Linked DNA regions of Homo sapiens: region 2 is linked to region 1. A link is an interaction called in ENCODE POLR2A ChIA-PET data of the cell type or tissue named here. Cell type or tissue: Caco-2. All regions are shown on one strand. Links, peaks and the distances in the headings refer to the core of each region. The heading gives the core; the rest is flanking DNA.

Evidence for each region. Peaks named below come from ENCODE experiments on the same cell type or tissue, not always from the same donor. Only the 100,000 strongest peaks of a DNase experiment are listed, where the experiment ranks them.
Region 2: POLR2A ChIA-PET joins it to region 1 with 8 read pairs; 1 of 35 experiments calls an interaction of 5 or more read pairs at or near these places.

The regions. Positions count from the first base shown.
Region 1 is chr7:117,683,640-117,688,502 of GRCh38, reverse strand. No RefSeq gene overlaps it. Among named protein-coding and RNA genes, the nearest start is that of CFTR-AS2, 39 kb to the right of the region's middle. RefSeq lists a silencer at 4,460-4,863. In Caco-2, for the core only: no CTCF peak of the experiment used is centred there; a DNase peak (open chromatin) is centred at 2,502.
Region 2 is chr7:117,630,699-117,635,230 of GRCh38, reverse strand. The region is part of intron 22 of CFTR (CF transmembrane conductance regulator); the gene reads right to left. The region is part of intron 1 of CFTR-AS2 (CFTR antisense RNA 2); the gene reads left to right. Among named protein-coding and RNA genes, the nearest start is that of CFTR-AS2, 14 kb to the left of the region's middle. RefSeq lists enhancers at 4,437-4,532, 4,224-4,532, 3,805-4,532. In Caco-2, for the core only: no CTCF peak of the experiment used is centred there; no DNase peak of the experiment used is centred there.

The DNA.
Region 1 (4,863 bases), core at 359-4,358:
TTTGTCTGAAGAAATTTGAAGTTATTTCCCCATGCCAGGTAATGTGTGCTCAGTTGAACAGCAGATGAGGTGAGCAAGCACACATTGCTATGGCCTCTATTGACGGGAAGCCAAGAACATAAAAGGCATTGAGCCATAGGAATATATTCTGAGACAGCCTTCAAGAAAGTTAAAACTTACATAAGTGTAACAAGAAACATGCCTAGACAGGTATAACACTCACTAAACAGCATTCCGTAAGGGATGAGGATTATGTGGCCTACACTCATTGTGTACCAAAATCTTAATTGAGATAGTCAGTTGAGGTTATAGATATATATCATGAACAATACCTGAAGGAGTTCTTTACTCCAAGAAATTATGAAAACATAAGAACTGAGAATTAAAACCTACCCTATGGCAAAATTTTATACATATAAAGTACTCCCATATCCGCCCCACCCTCCCTCTGCCCCAGCAAACTTAGGAGGATTAATTAAGAGAGAACTTTAAGGGCTGAGCGTGGTGGCTCACACCTGTAATCCCAGCACTTTTCGAGGCCAAGGCAGGTAGATCCCTTGAGTCCAGGAGTTTGAGACCAGCCTGGACAACATGGCAAAACCCCATCTCTACTAAAAATGCAAAAAAAAAAAAAAAAAAAAAAAGCCTAGTGTGGCAGCACATACCTGTGGTCCTAGCTACTCAGGAGGCTGAGGTGGGAGAATAACCTAAGCCCGGGAAGTTGAGCCTGCAGTGATTGCACCACTGCATTCCAGCCTGGATGATGGAGACCCTGTCTCAAAAAAAAAAAAAAAAAAAAAAAGAGAGAGAGAGAACTTTGAGGCCCACTGGGGTAAAGAAGGCTGGATGGCTGAATCCCAGGAGAGAATAGGAATAATGTTCACGTCTCTTGAATACTTAAAGATATTTTTTGATATTGCAGAAGGATGGAGGAAGAGAAAACAATTTCTTGCCTATTCTATAGGTAGAGCAAGTTTTACTCCCTTCTGGGAATTTCTGCTCAAATATAGGAGAAAGGAAAAAGTGGAAAAGGCCACAGCTCCCATTATAGAAGTTGATGATTCTATTGTGTCAATCAATATGGAATTGATATGTTTCTTCAGCAAAAATGGTCAAATATTACCTGTTTCATATGGCTCAAACTTGTAAGTTCTGCCTGGACTTTTCTGGGAGGTTCCTTCCCTCTCTGCTTCTTTTGGTGGGAGGAATAACTTCCACGTTGAATTCAAAGCGAGTAGGATTCTTCATTATACATAATTCTATTAAACAAGTCCCTTGATTCAGAGCCTGGTAGTTTAATTCCTTCACCTTTTTATGCCTACACTTGTGGCAGGACACATTAGCAGAACTCAGGAATAGTTAATTTTAGAAATGAAGATGCCCGAATCAAACCTAGGAAATGGCATTTCTTTGTATTTTTCTCTAATTTGTATATGACTTTGTTTTTAATATAAATTATGTTTATGGTATTATTTTAATTAAAATGACCCTTTTAGTTTTAGAAGCAAAATGGATTTTTTTAATTCACTCCTAGCTGTCCTCCTAGCAAGCCTAAACAATGCCACTGTCCACCTGGAGCTGTACTCCAAAGATAGACAGCCTATGTAGAGAGAGGTCATTTCCTCATACATCTAGTTACACTCTGTCTTAGTCCATTTTGTGCTGCTATAAATAAGCAAAATACCTGAGAGTGGGTAATTTGTAAAGAACAGAAATTTATTTCTTACAGTTCTGCAGGCTAAGTCCAAGGCTGAGGGGCACACATTTAACAAGGGTCTTCTTGCTGAGTCATCCCATGGGAGAAGGCAGAAGGTCAAGAGAGCATGTCTGTTGCAGAAGAGAAGAGGGGAATTGGGGAACTCATCTTTTTATCAGGAACTCACTCCCTGGCTGATTAACTTACTCCCATTATAATGACATTAACCCAGTAACAAGGAATGGAGCCCTCAAGACCTAATCAGCTCAGCTGTTAAAGCTCCCACTTCTCAGTGCTGTTGCAGTGGGGATTAAGTTTCCAATAAGCTTTAGGGAACACATTCAAACCACAGCACCTACACTAACCTAATCCAGTGATGCAAAGTCACACTGGCCTGATGGTTTGTCAGAGGAAATCAAACTGGTTTTGAAAATAAGAAGTAGTTTGGCATAGCTGTTTTGTTATTGTTGTCTTCATAGCAAAAATAGCTTGAAAGCAGTAACCCATTTGGCTTGAGGGAAAAAGGAGACAACTTTCTAGACTCTGAGAAGATGTGCTAAAGAGCATTGGATAGAAATCAAGTATAAACAGCATCCAAGAAATACTTGCAGGACAGTTGCTTATTTTGCATTTATTAATATTCTGCCAGCCTGTCAGCTTAAGAGCAGTCATTTCCTGAGCTGCTCTACATGGCTACTCTGAAGAAAAACTCATCCATTCTGAGAAACTATGCAGGTTTGCCCTCCTTCTCCATGCTGCTTTCTGGACTCAAAGAGCTCAAAGGATCCAGGGCAATAATATTTCAAGAGGATCCCAGCACACATTCCTTTGGGGCCTCCCATGTTTGCCATGGGTTTTTATAACCCAGACAGCAAGAGCTGTGAAAAGAAAATTTAGTGAGAACTGACAAGATAATTTAATGGAAGTTCTTCCAACAAATAGGATGTATCTTCAAATAAAAGAACCAAGCCCCTCTGAAAAACAAATGAACACCAATATAAAAGCCAAGGTCAGAAGTAGAGCCAAAAAGTTTGTGTGTGTGTGTGTGTGTGTGTGTGTGTGTGTGTGTGTGTGTGTGTGTGTTTTAAATGCTGAGAAGATAAACATGATGCCAGCCGGTTATGTTGACCTGGTCTCCTTCATAGGGGTATTGTCACTTTTGTTTTAATTTAAACATTATCCCAGCCTCTTCCCACAGCAGAGTGAAATAAAATATAATCACCATATTTTATGTGTCTTTCCTAGAATTGATTCCAGGTTTATATGGGAACTTTAAGGTTTGTATTAAGCACGTATTACTGAATATTAGCTTTTTTGCCTTTTTTAAGACAGAGTCTGGCTCTGTTGCCCAGGCTGGAGTGCAGTGGCATGATCTCAGCTCACTGCAACCTCCGTTTCCTAGGTTCAAGCAGTTCTCCTGCCTCAGCCTCCGAGTAGCTGGGATTATAGGCGAACACCACCACACCTAGCTAATGTTTTGTATTTTTAGTAGAGATGGGGTTTCACCACGTTGGCCAGGCAGGTCTTGAACTCCTGGCCTCAAGAGATCTGCCTGCCTTGGCCTCCCAAAGTGCTGGGATTACAGACGTGAGCCACCATGCCCAGCCAGGTTTTTTTGTTTTGTTTTGTTTTTTGTTTTGTTTTTTTAACCTCAAAGGATAAAATATTGTAATAAAGGACTATTGATAAACGTACAAAAATTCCCTAAAACAAATGCAAAGTATAAATAAAAGCCTTAAGTGCCTTTGATTGAAATTAATTTTCATTCTCTTTTTAAAAATGAGTCCAGCTTTCTCCAAGGACTCAACCCAAGGGTAATTTGTTACAAATTACATTGATCTTATCATGGAAAAGAGTCTACAAGAATTAGAAATGATTCTTGATGCTGACAGAATAGTGTTCATCCCTATTCTAAACATACTTGTTTTTAAAAATTGTAAAGCTCTCATGTTATATTCATGTGATCCAAATCTCTGAAGCCTTTCGATGTCAGTGAACTGAACTCTTGGGTGAAATAAAGTTTATTTTCTACATGTTAGTTTTGGTAGTTGCTATCAGGTACTTCAGTTACAGAGTTAATGAAATGAGGTTGAATTTGAACTGCATATTGCATTGCTCCAAAGCCAAACACACAAATCACTGTTCTGTTTTCTCTAACTCTGCTGTCTGAAGCCCAGGCAGCCCCAAGCTATGAAGGTTACTGATTATATTGAAAGGTGAGTGGATTTGACTTAAAATAACCAACTTTAAAGAGCAACACACATTCACATCACCCGTCTTTTTTGTGATTGGATAACAGTATTCAGACTTTCTTTTCAGACTTGATGTTCACTTGTTTTGATATCGCTGTTGACTGGAGTTGAGTCAATGCTGAAAATACTGAAAATCCCATTGGAGATGGTTAAAAACATACCTCTGCACAGAGGCTTGGCCCAGGAAAACCTTTAGGATTGCCTGGAATTCTTGAAGTTTGTATGTGCAGTTGTAGAATCTTTGCTACTAAAGAGTAGGAGATTGATATATAAACCATCTGCTTTCTAGGAACTAAAAATCCTGAAATGCCTTTCATTTAGTCAACCTTGATCATTTTAAAAGAAAAATAGAACTGAGTGCAGCACTATGAAACCCTATTTGAATAGCATGAAAGGGACTTATTTGGCTATAGAACCACACAAGAAAACTTTTCTACATTCTGTCATGGAGGCAGGGGTGGTGTATGAGCACGTGTACACAGCCAGAAGATGGGGGCATTTCTGTGACTTGTGGAAGGACCAGAGGTATCAGAAATCAGTGTGAGGAAGTGAGGGGATTACCTCACACAACACTCTGATACATGACCAGCTGCAGGAGGAGTCACTCGCTGCCAGCATATGGATTCTTTTTGAGGATGGTGATTCAAATGGGCTCATCCCTGCCTGCATTGTCACGAGCTATGAGTAAAACATAAATCTGTTACGCTAGCCACAGTGAATTGAAGCAAAGATTGAGGCCCCTTTATAAACAGGATCATATCCTTTCGCAAAAAAATGCACACATGCTCAGACCCTCATTCTGGCACAAAATCCCAGGGCGAGGGGCAGGGTATGAATCCCTGAAGCCTCAGTTAAAACTCCTAATGCTGGAAAAGCTGACCATCACAGAAGCGACTTGGTAACCATGTCCAGTTG
Region 2 (4,532 bases), core at 410-4,409, 53 kb after region 1:
AGACATCAGGGCGAGGAAATAATGAGGGGCATTATATGAGGATAAATGGGTCATGCTCCAAAAGACATACCAATTCTTCATGTGTATGTTTCTAGCAACAAAGCATCAAAAGACATGAAGCAGAAGTTGATAAAACTGTAACAAGAAATAGAATATTCACTACTAGAGTTGGAGACTTCAGTGTCCCTCTGCAAAGAATGGACAGATCTAGCAGGTGGAAAATCAGTAAGGACATAGTTGAATTCAACAGCACCATCAATCAACTGGACATAATTGATGTCTATAGACTACCTCATTCAAATATAGCAGAATACACAGTCTTCCAAAGCTTACATGGAACATTCACCAAGATAGACCACATTCTGGGCCATAAATCACACCTTAACAAATTTTATAAAAATTAAAATTATACAATATATGCTCTCAGACCACAATGGAATTAAACTAGAAATCAATAACAGAAAGATAGCTAGAAAATTTTTAAAAATGGTGATTAAACAACACACTTCTAAGTAACACATGGGTCAAAAGAGAAATATCAAGAGAAATTTAAAAATATTTCAAACTAAATGAACATGAAAATACAACTCATGAATATTTGTGAGATGCAGAAAAAGCAGTGCTTAGAGGGAAATTTACATCATTGAATGCATAAGAATGCAAAAGGATCTTAACAATATAAGCTTCCACCTTGGATAACTAGCAAAAGAAGATCAAATTAAATCAAATGTAAGCATAATTTAAAAATCATGAAATTGAAATCACGAAATCAACAGAGAAAATCAATAAAACAAAAAGTTGGTTCATCAAAAACATCAAAAATAGAGATATCTCTAGCCTGGCTAACAAAGCAAAATAAAAGATGTGACACAAATTGCTAATATCAATAAAACAAAAAAGGGGACATCACTACAGATCCCTTGCACATTAAAAGGATAATAAAAGAATACTATGAATAACTCTACGTTGACATATTTGATAACCTAAATGAAATAGACCAATTCCTTGAAAGACAATCTGCTAAAACTCGCATGAGAAAAAATAGGTAATCTGAATAGGCCTATATCTATTTTAAAATAATTAATGACCTTCCAAAACAGAAAGCACCAGGTCCAGATGGGTTCACTGGTGAATTCCACAAAATATTTAAAGTAGGAATTTTACTAATTCTCTGCAATCTCTTCTCAAATGTAAAAGTAGAGGAAATACTCCCTAACTCATGCTATGAGGCCAGCATTACCTTAAAACCATAAGCAGATAAAGATGTCACAAAAAACTACACACCAATATTTTTTCATGAACACCAATGCAAAAATTCTCAAAAAGTATTAGCAAATCGAACTCAACATGTATACAAATAATTATATACCACAACCAAACGGGATTAATCTCAGGTACAAAAGGTTGATTCAGCATTCAAAAATCAATTAATGTACTTCACATCAACAAGCCAAAGAAGAAAAATAAAGTGCTCAAATCAATAGTTGCAGAAAAGCATTTCACAAAATTTAACACCCATTCCTGATTCTTTTTAAAAATCAGCAAACTAAAAATAGAAGGAGACTTCTTCAACTTAAAAAAAAAAAACTTCTACAAAAACCCTCCAGCTAAAATCATACTTAATGATAAGAAACTTGAAGTTTTCCCACTAAGATCAAGAACAAGACCAAGATATCCCCTCTCACCACTACTTTCAACATCATACTGGAAGTCCTAGCTAATGAAATAAGAAAAGGAGATAAAGGTATACAGATTGGGAAGGAAGAAATAAAACTAAGTTCAGATGATGATAATCTATGTAGAAGATTCAAAATAATTGACCAAAAAATCCTTGAAACTATCAATAATTGATTATAGCAAAGTTGAAAGATATAAGGCTAACATGCAAAAAAAATCATTTTCCTATATAACAGCAATGAAAAATTGGAATTTGAAATTAAAATCACAATACCATTTACATTGGCATTCCTCAAAAACAAAATACTTGAACAAAATATAACAAAATATTTTAAAAGACTATATGAGGAAAACTAAATTCTGATAAAAGAAATCAAAGAATCAAACAAATGGAGAAATATTTCATAATGATGAATAGGAAGCTTCAACATTGTCAAGATGTCAGTCCTTCCCAACTCCATCTATAGATTCAAGCCAATCACAATCAAAATCCCAGCCAGTTATTTTGCATACATTGGCAAACTGATTCTTAAGTACATAAAGAGAGGCAAAAGACCCAGAATAGCCAACACTGTATCAAAAGAGAAGAAAAAAGTCAGATAACTGAAACTACTCAAGTTTCATGGGTTTAGCTTATAGTTGAATTAAAAGATTGAGGGAGCACAACACAAATACCTTCAGTTTCCCAACTCTGTGCTCAAAGGTTCTCTTTAATTCCACTTATCTCCTTTCCTCCTATCTTGGAAAAGATAGTTTTCTCCTCAGTGCAGAGGCAAATGCCTCCATATTGCATTTGCTATGACCATCCCCCACAGAGCAGTGCTCTTGCTTTCTACTTCCTGCCACCAACACTAGTGTTCTACATAGCTTCTTATTTCAGTAACCACCCATTCCCTAACCTTTTGCAACTGGTCTTTTACCATTGCTCCTTTATACCTAATGGCGTTCTTTTTCATTTTCCTTTCTTTTTTCTTTTTCTTTTTCTTTTTTTTTTTTGAGACAGTGTCTCACTCTGTCATCCAGGCTGTAGTGGTGCCATCACAGCTCGCTGCAGCCTTAATCTCCTGGGCTCAAGCGATCCTCCTGCCTCAGTCTCCTAAGTAGCTGGGCCTATAGGCACACAACACACGCCCACCTAATTTTTGTGATTTTTGTGGAGACAGCATTTTGCCATGTTGCCCAGGCTTGTCTAGAACTCCAGGGCTCAAGTGATCCTCCCACTATGTCCTCTCAAAGTGCTCGATTACAAGCATGAGCCACCACACCCGGCCCTAATGGCCTTCTTAAACAAGGGAGGGCTTTCATGCTTGGGCAAGAATGCATCAGCATGGTCGGGAAGTTGTGCTGAAACTCAGACCCCGTTCACACCCTCAGAATTTTTAATTCTTTGTTGGGGCCCAAGAATGAACATTTCTCATAAGTTCTTACGTGGTACAGGTGATGCTGGTTCAAGGACCACACTTTGAGAAGCCCTGCTCTTAAAGATGACCAAAGACCACTAAAAAAAGAAAACAAACTGTTTTCCCTATCCTACTGACAATACTTCTGACACCAACAATGTGGGTTTTCGACACCAAGCAATGCTGACAACTGTCTGTTATTAGCATAGACCCCACAGGATAAGGGCTCATTCCTGTAAGACTGCCTCCCAACACACTTCAAATGCCAATGGCAAGCCCAGATTGTCATCTGTGCTTCTGACTGTGCATCTGTAAATTGCACGTATCCATGAACTCTTTAGGTTTGATAATTTGCTAGAATGGCTCACAGAACTCAGGGTAACAGTTTACTTACTAGGTTACCAGTTTATTATAAACGGATACCTCTCAAGAACAGCCAGATGGGAGAGATGCATAGCAAAATGAATGTGGGAAGGGGAACAGAGATTCTGTGCTCTCTCTGGAATACCACCTTCTGAGCACCTCAATGTCTTCACCAGCCTGGAGGCTCTCCAAAAAGTTCCAGTTAAGGCTTATCGGGTGGCTTCATTACATAGGCATGGTTGATTAAATCACTGGCCATTGTTGATTTTACACAATTTTCAGCCACTCATCCCTCCCTGGAGGTCAAGGGGGGAAGATGAAAGTTTCAACCCATCCCCCTGACAACCAGCCTTTCCCCACTCCTGTCTTTAGGGACTTCCCAAAAGCCACTTCATAAATAGAAACTGGGGTATGGTTGATAGGGGCTTGATATGAATAACAAAGGATGTTATTCACCTGTATTTCTCTAGAGCTATTTCAGGAACTAGGGGGGGAAACATATAACAAAAGATGCTCCTGTAGCTCTTATCACTTAGGAAATTCCAAGGGTTTTAGCTCTGTACCAGGAACCAAATAGCACCTAATAGCAAAATCTACCTGGATTATCTGAGTTTTCGACTATATTGCTTTAGCTCTCAAAATCCAAAATTGGAGGTTGGGCACAGTGCCTCATGCCTGTAATCCTAGCACTTTGGGAGGATGAGGTGGGAGGATCACTTGAGGCCAGGAGTTTGAGACCAGCCTGGGCAACATAGTGAGACCCTGTCTCTGTATTTATATAGATAAAAAAGAAAAAAAATCCACAATCTCTTATCTATCTTGCTCCAATCTTGTCTCCCATTACTTCCTTTGGCATCCCCCAACCTGACTGAACCAGTCACTGTTTTCTGTGCATGCCCTTTGCCTCATGTTATGCCCTTTGCCTGGAGCACCCTTTCCCACCCACTGAGACAGCCAAATGCCTAGGCAGATAAGAAAATAAAAGGGTCCCAGAGAATCTCCGAACCACCCCTCAAGTGTTTACATCAGATGCTTTTGCACAGATGAGGGAACCTGCCCAAGGCTTGTCTGGGCATGCCCACCGTGGACTGG